4 separate regions of the Homo sapiens genome follow, and regions 2, 3 and 4 are each linked to region 1. A link is a contact called in ENCODE Hi-C or POLR2A ChIA-PET data. All regions are on one chromosome and are shown on one strand. The core of a region is the stretch at or near the end of the contact, and the rest is flanking DNA. Distances in the headings are between cores, read along the strand shown. Region 1 holds the start of THG1L (tRNA-histidine guanylyltransferase 1 like). Region 2 holds the start of LARP1 (La ribonucleoprotein 1, translational regulator). Region 3 holds the start of SLU7 (spliceosome associated SLU7). Region 4 holds the start of PWWP2A (PWWP domain containing 2A).

Region 1 (3,745 bases), core at 888-3,387:
CATGAAACCTTATAGATTATTCCATTTAATCCTAACCAATTTGACCATGAGGTGAAAACTTTACAAACCTTTTATAACCCTTTTACTAAAGGGCAGATTAGCATCTTAAGACCTCCTTGCTATGCTGTTATTTTAATGCTTAATTTATGTAAAGACCATATAGATGCTATGGGAGAAGACAGTGTAGTACTTCTACTATGCATTTCACTGCAAAGCAACCCAAAGCCAATTGGCTTATTTTATATTCAGCCCATCCCTGATAGGAGTCTCATCTCCCAGTGTGGGATGTGGATGGGGAAACCCTGTTTCTACAAAAAAAAATACAAATATTAGGTGGGCATGGTGGCACGCACCTGTAGTCCCAGCTACTAGGAAGGGAGGTGGGAGGTTCACCTGAACCCAAGAGGTCTAGGCTGCAGTGAGCTGAGATCATGCCATTGTACTCCAGCCTAGGTGACAGTGAGACTCTGTCTCGAAAACATACACATAAAAAAAATAAAAATCATGAATTCATATTGATAAGTAATTTTGAAAAATTCACCTAATGAAAGTAGGGCTCCTAGAGGAGGCAAGATTTGGTTGTCTCCTGGTCAGCTTGGAGAGAGGAGTTTGTGGAAGTAAAAGGTGAGGAATGATAACCTACAGAAAACTGACTTCACAGCAACAGAAACAAAGAAAAGATGCAGGATGTCATAATTTATGTCTTGGTCCTGCCACATATGTGACCTTATGTAAATTATTTTTTTCTCTTTGAGTCTCAGATTTCCCCTTTGTAAAGGTGAAATCCCAGTTCCTCTTTTGCATCCCTCTGATGTTACTCTGAGCATCAAAGGAGTGATGACTACCATTTGTGGTACTATTATGAGGATATACACACATACTGATATAGATCCCTGTATGGATACACAAAAAACTGGTAACAGTAACTGCCTAAAGTATGTTGTTAGGAGTCAGTGAGAGACTTTTTGCTACATATAAAAGGATTTATATTGTTTGAATATTTTTCTTTTTCTTTAGAGACAGATTCTTGCTCTGTCACCAAGGCTGGAGTGCAGTGGCTAATGATGGGTCACTGCAGTCTCGAACTCCTGGCCTCAAGTATCTTCCCACCTCATCCTCCCATAGCTAGGACTACGGGCATGGGCTACTAAGCCTGGATAATTTTTTTTCTTTTTTGTAGGAACAGGGGTCTTGCTACGTTGCCAAGGCTGGTATGAATCTCCTGAACTCAAGCAATCCTCCTGCCTCTGCCTCCCAAAGTGCTGGGATTACAGGCGTCAGCCACCGTGCCTGGCCTGAATATCTTTCTTGAGGATGGAAAAAAAAAAAAAGTAAGTAAGTAGGTAATGAATTTGAAAGAGCTTTGTAAATCACAAAGTATGACACAAATATTAGGATTTTATTTTTACTATTATCCACCAGCAACAAGATATCAAACACTGGTTCTGTGATTATTTAATGGTGAAAAAGTTGAATAAATCAATTTAGTATACCCATATGTTGGAATATTGAGTCCATTTTTCTTTTAAAAATCACACTTTGGAATAATTGATGATACTGGCAAATGCTCAAGCTGAGTGGAAAAATATATAAACATTGTATAGGCGAATAATTCCAATCTTGTGCATTCCCTGTGTAAACCTACATACACAAAAAGAAAAAAGACTGAAAGGAACCATCCACAATGCTTTGATGGGAAAGACGGAGAAACAAAGTGTTAATTTTCTTAACTATAGTTTTGGTGTATTCCAGATTTTCTACAAGTTAATAAATGCCACTAAGAAAAGGGGAAACATCACAGCTACACCTTCAAACACCAGAAAAAGAATTTTTTTTTTTTTTTTTTTTTTTAGGTTGGGGTATGATTTTGATCTGGGCACTAACGGGGACACTGATTGCTTTTGCCAGTAAGTCAAGACCAGCAGATAAAAAATAATTTTTAAAAACCTCGTGAGACTGATTTGCCGCAGGACGGGAGGAGGAAGAAGCAAGCGTGGAAGGTGCTAACGGAGGAACCTAAACCTCCATCCTCTTTGCCTGGGAGGTTAAGAACTACAGGGAGAGGCGAGAGAGACTATGACTGCCCTACGGCTAGAGTAGCCGCGAAGAGAACACTTCCGGGGCGGGGCTATCTGGCCCTTTCCTTTCCGCGTGTAGAATGTGGGGCGCCTGTAAAGTTAAGGTTCACGATTCCTTGGCCACCATTTCCATCACTCTGAGACGGTACCTGAGATTGGGGGCGACCATGGCAAAAAGCAAGTTCGAGTACGTGAGGGACTTCGAGGCTGACGACACCTGCCTGGCACACTGCTGGGTGGTAGTGCGGCTGGACGGCCGGAATTTCCATCGGTGAGCGAGCTCGACTCGGGGCGTCGCGATGCGCCAGCGCTTCCGGGGAATCCAGCTTCTTCCCTTGCAAGTCCTCCCGCCCGCTCCAGTCACGGTTACCAGGGTAACGCGGTAGCCAATGAGTGCGCAGCATGGAGCATTGCCCCGCCCTGCGTGTTGGCTAGGACAGTGCCTGAACGCTGGCTGTTAGCGTAATTGAATGGGCGATGTGCTCCCGTGATGAGGATCTGGCTTGGAGTGCCCGTGTTAAGTGAACAGAGACTTGTTAGCAAGGACCTGTTGTTAAAAGTCACTCTCATGCACAATATTTAAGCTCTTAAGCCAATTGCCTAGCTATTCTGTTAGATATCTTTGAATGCTGACTGTTCAGAAGTCTGTGTAAGCCTTGCTTGTGGGCAATACTTAACGTCTGTGCTTCATTATCAGTAACAGGCCACATGGACTAGATTCAACAGAGAGTCAGAAAAAAAGAGAAGGCTGGGCGCGGGAGGCAGGAGGATCACTTAAGGCCAGGAGTTGGAGACCAAGTTTTTGTTTTTGTTTTGTTTTTTCTGTGGTTGTTGTTTGTGAAACTCCGCCACTACAAAAAAAAAAAAAAAAAAAAAAAAAAAAAGAGAGAGAGAGAGAGAAAGAAGGAAGAGAGAAAGAAAGAAAAAGAAAAAATTTAATTTGCCCGGCGCAGTGGTGCACACATGTAGTTCCAGCTACTGGGAAGGCTGAGGTGGAAGGATCGCTTGAGCCTGGGAGGTCAAGGCTGCAGTGAGCGGTGATTGGACACTGCACTCCAGCTTGGGTGACAGAGCAAGACCCTGTCTCAGAAAAAGAGGGAGGGGGAGAAAGAAATATAACAGAAAGATGGGAATTTAATCTTTGAAGAGGGCTGCATTGTTAATGATTATTATAACTAACATTTATTGAGCACTTACTAGGAGCTAGGTATGATTACTTTTATCTTCTCCCTAATCTTCAGGACAACCCAATGAGGTAAATATTCTTTTATTCCCATTTCACAGAAAGGAGAGTTGAGGCTTAGCATTTCTGTCTGGCTTTCTCAATTTCAGGGCAGGAAAAAAACTAAGTTCTTAAGAAAATGGATCAGGTTGTGGCTAGTTGAGCATTTGAGTTCACAGTGCTATTACATTATCTTCCTCCAAACAGCCTCTGTTATCTAGCAACAGAGCGTGTTGTTAATGACAGGCTTCCATCCATGCTTTCTTCCCTTTTTCCCCTGTGAAGGTTTGCTGAGAAGCACAACTTTGCAAAACCCAATGACAGCCGTGCTCTCCAGCTGATGACCAAATGTGCGCAGACTGTGATGGAAGAACTAGAGGATATTGTGATCGCGTATGGACAGAGTGATGAGTACAGCTTTGTGTTCAAGCGGAAAACCAATTGG
Region 2 (3,745 bases), core at 526-3,025, 3.0 Mb before region 1:
ACAGCACCTTGACTAACATTGTCTCACTTGACCTTCACATGAGCTCAGAGGGTGGAAGCAAGTCAGGCATTATTTACCCCCATTTTTCCACCAGGAGAGGGGTCCAGGGAAGTGCGGCTAGCTGGCCAAGGCTTGGAGGCTGAATAACCCAAGAGTTGGAAGTAGACATGGCATTACCTGGCTATCCCTACCAGTACTTCTCCCCCATACTGGTTACAACAATCCTACAGCTCAGCTTTGCTGGCTGGGGCAGTTCCAAGAGGCTTTTCATTCAGTCTTCTCCTAGATCCAGCAGGTCGTGTGCTCTAATTCTTGTTTTGGAGATGGCCAACATTCCAGGCTGTTATGTTATGTGAGCACGTGGGATCACAGCCAGTCAGAAGCCAGGACTTCTCCAAGTGAAGTCATAAGCACCAAAGGGATCTTGCTAGACACGCAGATTTCTGGGTCCAGTCCCAGACCGAGCCTGATTCCTAATACTTTGGCATCTGCGTTCAAAGAAGTCTTCCCTTATCACCCAAACAAAAGTAGCCCATCTAGTCTAACTGATTACCACAGTTTAACTATTGTCTTCATAGATACTAGACAATAATTTATTACTTGTTTATTGTCTCTTTCCCCACCTTAGAATAAATTCCATGAGGATAGGGACTTTGTTAGCCTAGTTTATACCAAACCCGTTTCCTAGAACCCTGCAAGGCCCCCACAGTACGAGGTCAGTAAGTATTGAATCGAATGTACACTGAAGTTTGAAACTGCTGTCATACACTGCTCCTTCATTTTACAATAGAGAAACTGAGGCCCACGAAGCTGGAAGTCACTGCTGCAGAGATGGTAAGGGGGCAGGGCCAGGATAAAATCTCAGATCTCAGAAGTCCCAATCCAGGGACGGTTCAACTCCGCCCAAAGCAATTCTTTAGAAAAAAAACGACATCCACTTGAAAGAAAAGACATTTCCTGCCCATAAATACAAGGTTTCGCGGCGGGGAGAAGGGCCTGGCCTGGGTGAGGGCTTTAGTAATTCCGTTCCCACTTCCTAGGCGCCGGCTGCCCGCAAGGGCTAAAGACTCGCTTTCCAGGCCCGGAGTTGAACCCATCTCCGGGTAGTGTCGAGGCCAGGCCCAGCGGCGGCGAGGCGCGGAGCACAACCCACTGAGGTGCGGACGGCTCACCCAACCAAGGTCACCCGGGCGGGGACCGAAGGGGCCAGGCCCGCCGGGCACAGGGGAGGGGGCGGCGTTGGCGCGTCCTCGGGGCGGATGAGGGTCCTCCCTTCGGCCTCCTAGAAGTCAGGAATGACACTAATGGCTCCTTCCCCTGAATCTGACACCCAGCCTAAAGAGCACGAGCAGGCCCGGCAGGCCGCGTGGCCGGGTCCCATGTGCTCCACCTGAGGCCGCTCTCACGCGCTGGCCCTTTAAGATACCTCCCCTCCTCGCCCAGCCTTCTCTCCTATCCCCGTCAGCGCCCCCACCGACAACTCCCGAATTGCATCAGGCACGTGCTCGCCCCCGTCCGGTCTGAGCGTCCCTACCCCCAGCCCGGGAGGTGCTCTGAGGAATCGGAGACGAGGGGCGGGGCGAGGGGCAGGACCGCGTAGCCGTGCGCGCGCCGTCCCGCCGCCTCCTGCCCGCCCGTCGCCCAGGGCCCGGCCAGCGGCGCGCCCCCGCTGCGCCGTCCCCTCCCCTCGCCCGCCGCGTCGTGAGGCGCGCGCCCGCCCGCCGCCTGCCGCGGATCGCGTGGTCTGCTTGGCTCGCCGCGCCTCTCCCCCGTCCGTCCATATTGCTGCAGCCCCCGAGCCGGGAAGCCCGGGCCGCCCCGGGGGCGGGGGGGAGGGAGGGACGGGACTAGAAGCCTGCCGGGCTCGGGGTGGGGGCGTCTTGCGAGGAACGGGCGGGGGGGGACGCACGCCTAGGAGGCCTGGACTGCAGAGTGGGGGGCCTTCCTCCCCCCCCGCCCCGCTAGTGGGCCTCGGATTTACGGCGGCTGCATCTAACTGGGAGGGGGCCGCACCTCGCGTGAACCCCGACCCTTCTCTGCAGGGACTGGGGCCCAGCGCCCCGGAGGAAGGCGTCGCGGGCGCTCTGCTAGCCAAGTTCGAGGCGGGGGAGGCAGCCTCGGGCGCGCCCGGCTTCTCCGGGGGGGCGGGCGCGCAGATGGCCACTCAGGTGGAGCCGCTGCTGCCTGGGGGCGCCACGCTCTTGCAGGCCGAAGAGCACGGGGGGCTGGTGAGGAAGAAGCCGCCGCCGGCGCCCGAGGGCAAGGGCGAGCCCGGGCCAAACGACGTCCGCGGGGGGGAGCCGGACGGCAGCGCTCGGAGACCCCGGCCGCCCTGCGCCAAGCCGCACAAGGAGGGCACCGGGCAGCAGGAGCGCGAGAGCCCGCGGCCGCTGCAGCTGCCCGGCGCCGAAGGCCCGGCCATCAGCGACGGGGAGGAGGGCGGCGGCGAGCCAGGCGCTGGCGGAGGAGCTGCCGGAGCCGCGGGCGCGGGGCGCCGGGACTTCGTGGAAGCCCCCCCGCCCAAGGTGAACCCGTGGACTAAGAACGCATTGCCGCCGGTCCTGACCACCGTGAACGGACAGTCCCCCCCAGGTGGGTCTCCCTCCTTGCCCTCCTGGGTCCGGGGGCCTCTTCCGGGGACATGGGAGTCCCCTCCCCCAGCACCTCCAGGGCCCCGGGGTCTGCTACCGGTCATGGTGACTCGGGACTTTTTAAAATTGCCTCCTGGTTGATCCTGGTCGCCGCGCCCTCCCCCCCACCGTACACTCAGGGACCTGCCCCTGCCCGAGGGCCCGGCCTCCGGGAGGCTACGGCCACCGCCTGGGCCGCAGCGGTTAGTGGGCAACGGTGTGGTTCGGGCCTACCTCGTCGGCAGAGGGTGGGCGCTGGTTTCAGTGAAACGATCCCCACCGCATGCTGGTGTAAGAGACGGTTTCTGGTTTGAACCTTCCTCTGGAAGCCCCTCTTCCCACCCCGCCCGGCGCTCCCCGTTTTGGTAGCGTTGCGAGCGTCCCCATGTTGTAAATGTTTAATGAGCATATGTCACGGGCAACCCAGTGCCCGGCGCGGAGTACATGCTGGCCGCACGGATGCGGGGATTAAAAGTTAACAAGTTTTGTTCTCGGGGAGATGAAATTGGGCTTTAGAATCGCCATTTGGAGACGGGTTGAGGGGTCAGTTGTGGGGAGAAGAAACCCATCGTGTCATCGAATTCGGTGGTTTCCCTCCCCGATCCCGGGCACCTTCCGCCTTAAGAAGGAGCCCGATGGCGAGTGTGCTGGGGGAGCCAGTTAGGAGGTTGGCGGAAAATGTGAGGCGGGTGAGGGGCCTGCGGCGACTTGAGGGGCGTGTGGCGGCGGGGGAGGGAGTGGCCGGCCTGGGCGGGCGGGTGACAGTTGGGCGCCATGCGCCGCGCCGGCGGCCCGCGGGCCGCTCGGCCTCGGCGTTCGGTGCGGGCCGCGGCGCTGGGGGTGGCAGGAGGGTGCGGGCCCGCGGCGCGGCCCGAGTGTGCGTGTGCGCGGCGCGGGTGTGTGCGCGTCCCCCCTTCCCAGCATTCCTCTGCAGCCGGGACAACGTGGTGCCTCCCCGCGCGGGGAGCGGCATGTGACTGCCGACCGGCGCTCCGCGAGTCCTCCCTCTCCCTCCTCCGCGTTTTGGTCCTTTTGGACCGTGCCCCTTTCCGGGGGGAGGTAAGGGGTGCAGGAAATCCCAGCAGAGCCGTGTCAGCGTGGGGGGAGAGGCGGTG
Region 3 (3,745 bases), core at 699-3,198, 2.7 Mb after region 1:
CTGGGCTATGTCTTCATTGGCAATGTGAAAACAGATTAATACAATGTCCTACTGCCCAAGCTTAAAATCCTCCAATGCAGTACCGTCCAAAAATTCAATACAGCACCATCTAAGAGAAATACAATGCTAGTCCCACATGTAATTTTATGTTTTCCAGTAGTCACATTAAAAAAGTAAAAATAAACAGGTAAAATTACTTTTACAAGATTTTATTTAATGTAATATATCCAACATATTATAATTGCAAATTTGAATTAGAAAAAAAACAACTCTGTCTTTAAAAGTTGATATGGGTTTTACACTTATTTAAACTAATCACATTTCCAGTCTCAATAACCACAAGTGGCTAATAACTATCATAACGAATAGTGACACCTGGGTGCGATGGTTCACACCTGTAATCCCAGCACTTTGGGAGGCCGAGGCGGGCGGATCACCTGAGGTAAGGAGTTTGAGACCAGCCTGGCCAACCTGGCGAAACCCCGTCGCTACTAAGCATATACAAAAAAATCAGCCAGGCGTGGTGGCGTGCACCTGTAATCCTAGCTACTCGGGAGGCTGAGACAGGAGAATCACCTGAACCCAGGAGGCCGATATTGCAGTGAGCTGATATTGCGTCACTGCACTCCAGCCTGGGCGACAGAGCTAGACTACGTCTCAAAAAAAAAAAAAAAAAAATGACGCTCCAAAGGATTTTATCATTCGTACTCTAAAAACTGACATCTTTTTAACACACCTACACGGTCCACCATGGTCTGGCACCTGCCTACCTTCCAGCCTCACCATTACAACTATCCCCGCTTCCTTCTCTACTAACTACATAGACCTTCTTGTAGTTCCTCTAGTTCCTCTAACAAACCGTGCTCCCTGTAGACACTGGGCCTTTACACAAGCTCTTTCCCAGTGGAAAGTGCTCAATGCCTGGGGGTCTACGATGCTTCTCAAAGGTGTTCTCTTCTATGTCTGACCTATAGAAAACCTCCACATATATTTGTGTAACATATAAACTGATGGCCTAAATATACTGCGAAGAGAAGCACAACAACGGTAAATTTAATCTTTATTAAAACAGCTACCATTTCTCGAGCCTACCGTGTATCACCTCATCTAATCTTCACAATAAGCCCAGTAGATAGGTCTGATGAACACCATTTTACAGTGAAGAAACAGGTTCTGAGAGGTAAGATCCTCAGCCAAGAACACATTGTAGTAAGAAATAAGGACTTCAAACACAACTCTGACTCCAAAGTCAGTTCTCTAAACCAGTATGTTATACTTGTCCACAGAACATTGGCTTCTGGGCCTAAAATATTAAAAACTAAAACTGAATAAAGTATTATAGTCACCAAGTTGTACGCACTAGTTTCCGTCGCTGTGGAGGGACCTATTTTCTCCAACTAAAAACAGTAATAGCTCCCACTTACTGAGGGCTTACGTAAGACACTGTTTAGCGCTTTACTTACATAGATGTTTTCATTTATACCCGCATGATACCCCACTGAAGTCGGATCATCTCGACTTAACAGGAAAAACTGAAGCTCAAGTAAATTTTTCTGGCGAGGAAATACAGTCTGTCAATTTGGGTACTGGAAGCAGCTTTCCCTGCTCGCAGTCCGGGGATTGCTCAAGGTCTTCGAGGCACCGCCACAAAGGCGACACTCTCATAGTTATCCCGACTGTTTCCCTGAAGACGCAGGCCTGGCCTGGCAGGGCACGAGTGCCATGAATGGGTCTCAGGACAGTGGCTTTTCGGTCCCCCGTCCTCGCTCCCTCAACACCTGAGGGCTCATCACCCCCGTGAAGATATATCCAATAATTAGGAGCCTTCGACTCATTTTCTCAGGTTCCCCAACTCCCCGTCGCCCGCAAGTTCTAACAATATTTTCTTACCCAGCCCCGCCGCAGCTAGCCCCAAGTCCATCCGACAGAATCCAAGCCAATCTCGTAATGTTTACTTCCGGCTTTTCGCCTAATTCCGGCGGCCACTGCGGTAACTTCCGGATGACCGGCACATGCGCACTAATTTCCTGGCGGGGCCGGGGGCGGAGGGGGGCCCTCCAGTGCTCCTGCGCCGTGGGAAACGCGAGAACTCTAGCTGCTGCGTATCGCGCTATTTACCCGGCTTGTGGGGAGTTTCAAGTTGGGCGGCTACTTTTTGGCTTCTATTTAGGAGCTTTCTTTTAGAATCGGAGAATTTTAGGAAGTTAAAAAAAAAAAAAAAAGACCAGAACAGACAAGAGCTTAAGCCTCACCAGGGGACTATGAAATGAATGGGGAAGTTGGTGACGTATCAGCTTAAAAAAAAAAAAAAAGCAGTTAAACTTGGCACTAATTAGTAGCCAGGCTGTGTAACATGCTGGGGATTTGGTGAACAGTGTCTTCCCTCAGATTTACATCAGAGTGCGAAAGACACCGAAACAACTATTCAGATTTAGCAGCTGTGAAAAGTTGCTATGAAAAGAATACCAGGTGCTGTGAGAACATAAGGCATGTTATCATTAGAAAAAAATACGACAATTTCCATTTTGGAGAAACAGTATCTATGCTATCCCATCCCTTCTTTAAAAGTATACATGTGAAATAAAACACTGGAAAATAAACTAATTTTCGTGGTAGAATTTCTTGTGATTTTTTTTTTTCTTTGTGCTTTCTATTCTGGTTGTTCTCCCCCTCCCCCCCATAACGTGTATCCTTTTTGAATGTAAAAGTAAAAGTAGCTACCATTCCTGCCTCAATAAAATAGCCCAACATAATAGAATCTATTTTTTTCGTATTAAGAATTTGCAATACCTGGAGTTTAGGAACATAAATATTAATTTTGCTTTTACAGGGCAGTAGATGAAGAAACAGTGTCAGAGACTAGCGTGAAAGTGAATAGAGTCTATGAATCACTCAGGCTTTGTTTTTTTCCACTTAAAAATATTCCTGAAATTTGCTTAGGAGTGTTAAGGCCTAATTAGCCAAAACCACCAGGAGAGCGCATCTCGAAGAGGAATCAGAAAGCGCAGGACAAGACAGTTGAATCTTTTCTAAGACTTGAGGTCCCTCTGGAGGGTTCTGAGGAAGGTCTAGGAAAGCCGGGATTGGTTCTGGATGGGTTGCTGTTTGTAAAGAAGGATTGGGAGAAACTGATTAGGGACTAAGTGCTGTTATGAGTGAGGGTGGTTTAGCAATTGAGTATTTCCAGTAATAGGAATAGCAAAGCTGGTCTGAGGGCATCATTAGTAAGAAAACAGTGGTTATTCAGAGAGGGTGGTTATGGTTTACAGCTGCTGCATGACCTTAGGAGAAACAATGCTTTCTGTTGGTGAAAAAAAGAAGACATCCTAAGACAAACCTTGCACCTCAAAACCTCTGTAGATAGAGAATCCCCACTTGGAAGCTATAGGTGTTGTGCAGATTTAGTCTTAAAAATTAACACTTTGAGTGCTGATAATATAATATGATGATGTAAAATTTAGGAGATACAGGAGGAAATAAAGGATGGGGATAAAGGAAAAAGAACAGTGAAGGGACAATAAAGGTATGCATATTTTTCTGTCTTTCCTCTTTTCTTCACCTTAAGTTAGGCTCTTTTCTTATAACCTAGTATAATGTCCAGCATTTAATAGGTATTCAATAAATATTTGTGAATGAATGAATCATTCAATCAATATTGGTCCTGAAATGCCAGGGAAAAAGAGATGATGAACTGGCATATATTGAGAACCATGTCTATGTCAGGTATAGTGTCAAGCCTTTCGTG
Region 4 (3,745 bases), core at 346-2,845, 2.4 Mb after region 1:
TACGATCAGAGCGTGTGCTGTTGCAGGAAACAGAATGGAAAGCCGTGAATGGGAGTCTCTGCACTTCATATCTGCAAAAGAAGAGAATAAAAAGGTTAACTCCAGACTTAGAACAGGTTCTCTTCCCCTGTTGAAAGCAGAGCCCAAAAACATTTTAAATCAAAAAATGAAAATGTGGTTAAGCCAAATTTGTAGATGAACTCAACCTTCTTGTCCTTAATACATAAACTGAATCCCAGGTGTTAGAAGTTACTTGAACATTTTTATGCTACACCACCTTGACATTAAAGGATTTTTTAAAAATCTCCAATCTCTTCTTTAAACTTTTCTTAAACTATCATTAAAATTAGCAAAATATGCTTCTCTGTTGAATGGTTAACCTAACGGGAATGACTTCTAACCGTAAGAATTACAGTTAAAAGGTTCATTTTAACAAATGCTCTTCCCCCTGTAAGGAGTGACAGGTAACCTTTTGGGAACCCCAATGTACACACCCCTTTCTCCAATCCCGCTAAAGTTAAACGTTAGAGGACAGACAAGTGCCTCCTCGCAAGCAATGCCCCCCGCCCCCCCGTCCCCCCGTCCAACACTCCGTTCTCTGCAAAAATCCATCTGCATCTTGCATTAACCCACCCGCCCAGTGACGGTGACTCCAGGCCAAGTCGCAGAAGAAGACCAGGCGTGAGGGGTGAGACCTGTGAGCCCATCTGCACCTGCACCCTCCCACCTGGTGGCACACCTGCCCCGCAGGCGCCCACCTGGGGCCGGGACCGCCCTCTCCCGGTCTCGCGCGCCTGCCCCACTCGGAGCGCGCGCCACGCGCCGCGCAGGACCAGAGGGCGGGGCCCCGGGCAGCGGGGAAGCGAGGGCTCGGGGAGAGGGGGCCGCCCGGGCTCACTCCCTCCCTGGGGACCCAGCGGACCGGAGGGTGCTGGGGGCGGGCGCGGTACCTTTTGGACAGATCCATGAGGACCCCGGAGAAGAGCTTCTCCCCGAAGCGGAACGACACGACAAGCGCGTCCTCAATGATGTGGTCCAGCGTGACCCGCACCTCCGAGCCCGGGATCAGTTGCGACACCGTGGAGTCCCCGCCCGCCGGCGGCACGAGCGCCGGGGCTACGGGCTGAGGCAGCGGCGGCTCCTCGCGCTCCTCGGGAGCCGGGGGCTGCTCCGGCGGCGATGCAGGAGAAGGTGGAAGTTCCGGCCCTCCCTGAGGCGCGGCTGCCGCCGACTCCGCCACCCGAACGGACAGTTTCTCCTCAGCCTCCAGCTCCGGCCCCACCGCCTCTGGGCTGCGGGCGAGCTCCCCCGGCGGCGGCGGTGGCGGCGGGAGCGGCGGCTCGTCGGCCTGAGGAGCGGATTGCTGCCCGTCAGTCTCGCCATCCGGCACAGACGCTTCAGTGGCCGTGACCGGGAGGGGGTCAGTGCCGGCCTCACTGCCGGGGATGGGCTCCATCTCCGGCTCGGCCTCGCCGGCGCCCCCCTCCCCGGGGGACGCTGCAGTCGCTGCCGCCTCTGCAGCCACGGCCGCCATTTTCTTCCTAGCTTCTCCCTCCTCCAACTCCGGCTGCAGCGGCGGCGGCGACAGCGCTGCTTGGTTCCCTGGGCCTTCCCCTCCCTCCCGCGAACACTTTCGTCCCGCCCTTTCCCTGATGCTCGTTTCTGGCACCTCGCCATTGGTTGCATTCTACACCCCTCCCGCACTTTTGATATTCCATTGGCCAGGGATGGACGTCTATCATCTAGTCAGTCCATCCTTCCCACGCAGAGTAGGAACTTCTCATTGGCCAGATGTGTTGTCAAGTGTGGAATCTGAGTGGAGGAATAGGGGGCGGAATCAAAGGGGGCGGGGGAAGTCACAAAAGAGGAGCCATATACTCATCGCCTCTTGCTATTGGCTGGAAGAGGAAATAAAGTTTTATGGTTGGCCTACGCTCCTGCCCATTATCAGCCAGGTCTTTGGAGGTGGGAGAAAGGATGGAATCATGTGGCGTGCCACTTCTTTCAAAGGCGGCCGAGGGGAGGAGTAACAAGGGAATGCGGGAGGGGAACCGCTTCCCAAGAATCTCTGCGCAGAGATCCTTAGAATAAATGTTATTTCTAGGCGCGGACTTCTTGCGGCCGCGTGTGGGCACGACAGGCTTCTTTGGGAAAGACAACTAAAGTTTGAAATACAATCCTACAGACACTTTTTGAGTGCCTACTATGCTAGTCACTGCACTAGGTGCTGGGGAATGGAATGTTCAAGACGTTCTCCATAACCTCATAGCAGCGGGCTCCAGCGGCCATGAGGAGTACGAGGAGTATTTTCCTTGACTTCTAGGAGTATGATGAGTATTTTCCTTGACTTCTCTCCACTTCCTAGGAACAAAGCACCTATTTATTAATATTTCAGAAATAGGAAAATGCTCATGAAAGAAGAGAGACACCATCCTCACTGGATTAAACTGATGACTGTTCCAGGAAGGAGTCTTGAGACATTGCTGGACTGATATGTGAACACTGCTTGTTCTCTCCAAATCCACTTGCAAAGTGGACGCACCTGGTCCCTGCTAAAGCCTTTTTCTTTCCTGGCTTCTCCAATGCCACGAGAACAAAAGATCTCTCACTTCAGTGTCCTGACGCCCCTACTTCTCTTACTTCCACATCAAGTCTTTTCGTTTGTCATCTCTGGAAGAATCTACTGAACCTATTTCTCTCAAATGGCACCACAGAGTCAGCCTTTTTTCTGGGAGAATGCCTGCAGGAGAGAGGGTAGAAAAACTGCTAGCAATGAAAGTAAAAAAAATAAAGTCCTGAAGAATAATTACAGCTAGTGTCTTTTGAGTACCATGTACCAGGCACTAATACAAACACTATAGCATATCATCTCAATCCTTAAAATTTTGAGGCACAAAGAGGGTGCCCAAGGTTACTCGGCTGGTAAATTGCATAGTCAGAATTTCAGTTTTACATGGAAAAGACTGAAAATAGCAATAAACAAATATCACCATATGCTCTGCCTATTTCAAACCAAGTGGCTCGTGGGGAAAGGCCAGTAGAAGATCCCAATCAGGGAAGTTTCAGAATATCATTTAAAAATACAGAAAGAAACAAATGTACTTAGTGTTCATTTTGTACCAGAGATTTTCCCAAAACTCTCACTTAAAATCCTGTGACTTAAATCTTCTCCCTTTTTTACAGATGAGGAAGCCAAGCCTTAGCCATGTTAAACATCCTAAGCGGGCCAAGCGCGGTGGCTCAAGCCTGTAATCCCAGCACTTTGGGAGGCCGAGGCAGGCGGACCACCTGAGGTCAGGAGTTTGAGAACAACCTGACCAACATGGTGAAACCCCATCTCTACTAAAAATACAAAATTAGCTGAGCATGGTGGCGCATGCCTGTAATCCCAGCTACTTGGAAACCTGAGGCAAGAGAATTGCTTGAACTCAGGAGGCGGAGGTTGCAGTGAGCCGAGATGTGCCCACTGCACTCCACTCTGGGCAACAAGAGTGAAACTCCGTATCAAAAAAATAAAAATAAAAAGATAATAAGATCTTAAGGGTCATACAGCTAGCTAGCAGCAGATCCTATCTAACCTGGGTCCTTCCAAGTACATGACTTTCACTCAATCATTCATTCATCAAAGAGTTATCTCCTTCAGGCTAGATACTTGCAGTAAGCAGATACAGATTCTGCCTTATAGGGTTTTCACCATAATATTTTGTCTACAGTTCACCATAATCAACTAATTAAACACAACATA

What was found. Hi-C counts contacts between places; a loop is a spot of excess contacts on that map. ChIA-PET counts read pairs that join two places held with the same protein, here RNA polymerase II (POLR2A). Pooled maps may share reads with other maps.
Region 2: a loop to region 1 is called in a map of naive thymus-derived CD4-positive, alpha-beta T cell, with 15 times the contacts of the local background. The contact joins the promoter of LARP1 here to the promoter of THG1L in region 1. A Hi-C loop is called at or near these places in 5 of 168 maps with a recorded cell type or tissue (B cell, CD4-positive, alpha-beta T cell, CD8-positive, alpha-beta T cell and 1 more) and 10 of 50 pooled maps. POLR2A ChIA-PET finds 5 or more read pairs at or near these places in 1 of 52 experiments (K562).
Region 3: a loop to region 1 is called in a map of ascending aorta, with 5 times the contacts of the local background. The contact joins the promoter of SLU7 here to the promoter of THG1L in region 1. A Hi-C loop is called at or near these places in 3 of 168 maps with a recorded cell type or tissue (CD8-positive, alpha-beta T cell, ascending aorta and naive thymus-derived CD4-positive, alpha-beta T cell), 1 of 37 single-sample maps with no recorded cell type and 11 of 50 pooled maps. POLR2A ChIA-PET finds 5 or more read pairs at or near these places in 2 of 52 experiments (AG04450 and activated CD4-positive, alpha-beta T cell).
Region 4: a map of CD4-positive, alpha-beta T cell shows a loop between it and region 1 (4-fold over the local background). The contact joins the promoter of PWWP2A here to the promoter of THG1L in region 1. A Hi-C loop is called at or near these places in 4 of 168 maps with a recorded cell type or tissue (CD4-positive, alpha-beta T cell, CD8-positive, alpha-beta T cell and naive thymus-derived CD4-positive, alpha-beta T cell), 1 of 37 single-sample maps with no recorded cell type and 10 of 50 pooled maps.

The regions. Positions count from the first base shown.
Region 1 is chr5:157,729,283-157,733,027 of GRCh38, forward strand. It overlaps THG1L (tRNA-histidine guanylyltransferase 1 like), which reads left to right and starts at 2,138. Exons shown (of 6, transcript NM_017872.5): 1 at 2,138-2,349; 2 at 3,586-3,745. The coding sequence starts at 2,159. RefSeq lists enhancers at 509-628, 659-738, 2,055-2,414.
Region 2 is chr5:154,753,602-154,757,346 of GRCh38, forward strand. LARP1 (La ribonucleoprotein 1, translational regulator) reads left to right here and starts at 1,776. Exons shown (of 19, transcript NM_033551.3): 1 at 1,776-2,592. The coding sequence starts at 2,157. It overlaps LOC112267936 (a long non-coding RNA gene), which reads right to left and starts at 1,419. Exons shown (of 2, transcript XR_002956231.2): 1 at 178-1,419. RefSeq lists silencers at 1,154-1,303, 1,554-1,893, 1,934-2,343, 2,384-2,463, 2,744-2,853.
Region 3 is chr5:160,417,133-160,420,877 of GRCh38, forward strand. SLU7 (spliceosome associated SLU7) reads right to left here and starts at 1,949. Exons shown (of 16, transcript NM_006425.5): 1 at 1,891-1,949. RefSeq lists enhancers at 1,661-1,710, 2,161-2,280, 2,291-2,360.
Region 4 is chr5:160,117,855-160,121,599 of GRCh38, forward strand. PWWP2A (PWWP domain containing 2A) reads right to left here and starts at 1,596. Exons shown (of 2, transcript NM_001130864.2): 1 at 951-1,596. The coding sequence starts at 1,534. RefSeq lists silencers at 592-1,011, 1,132-1,311, 1,412-1,511, 1,672-1,721 and an enhancer at 1,148-1,647.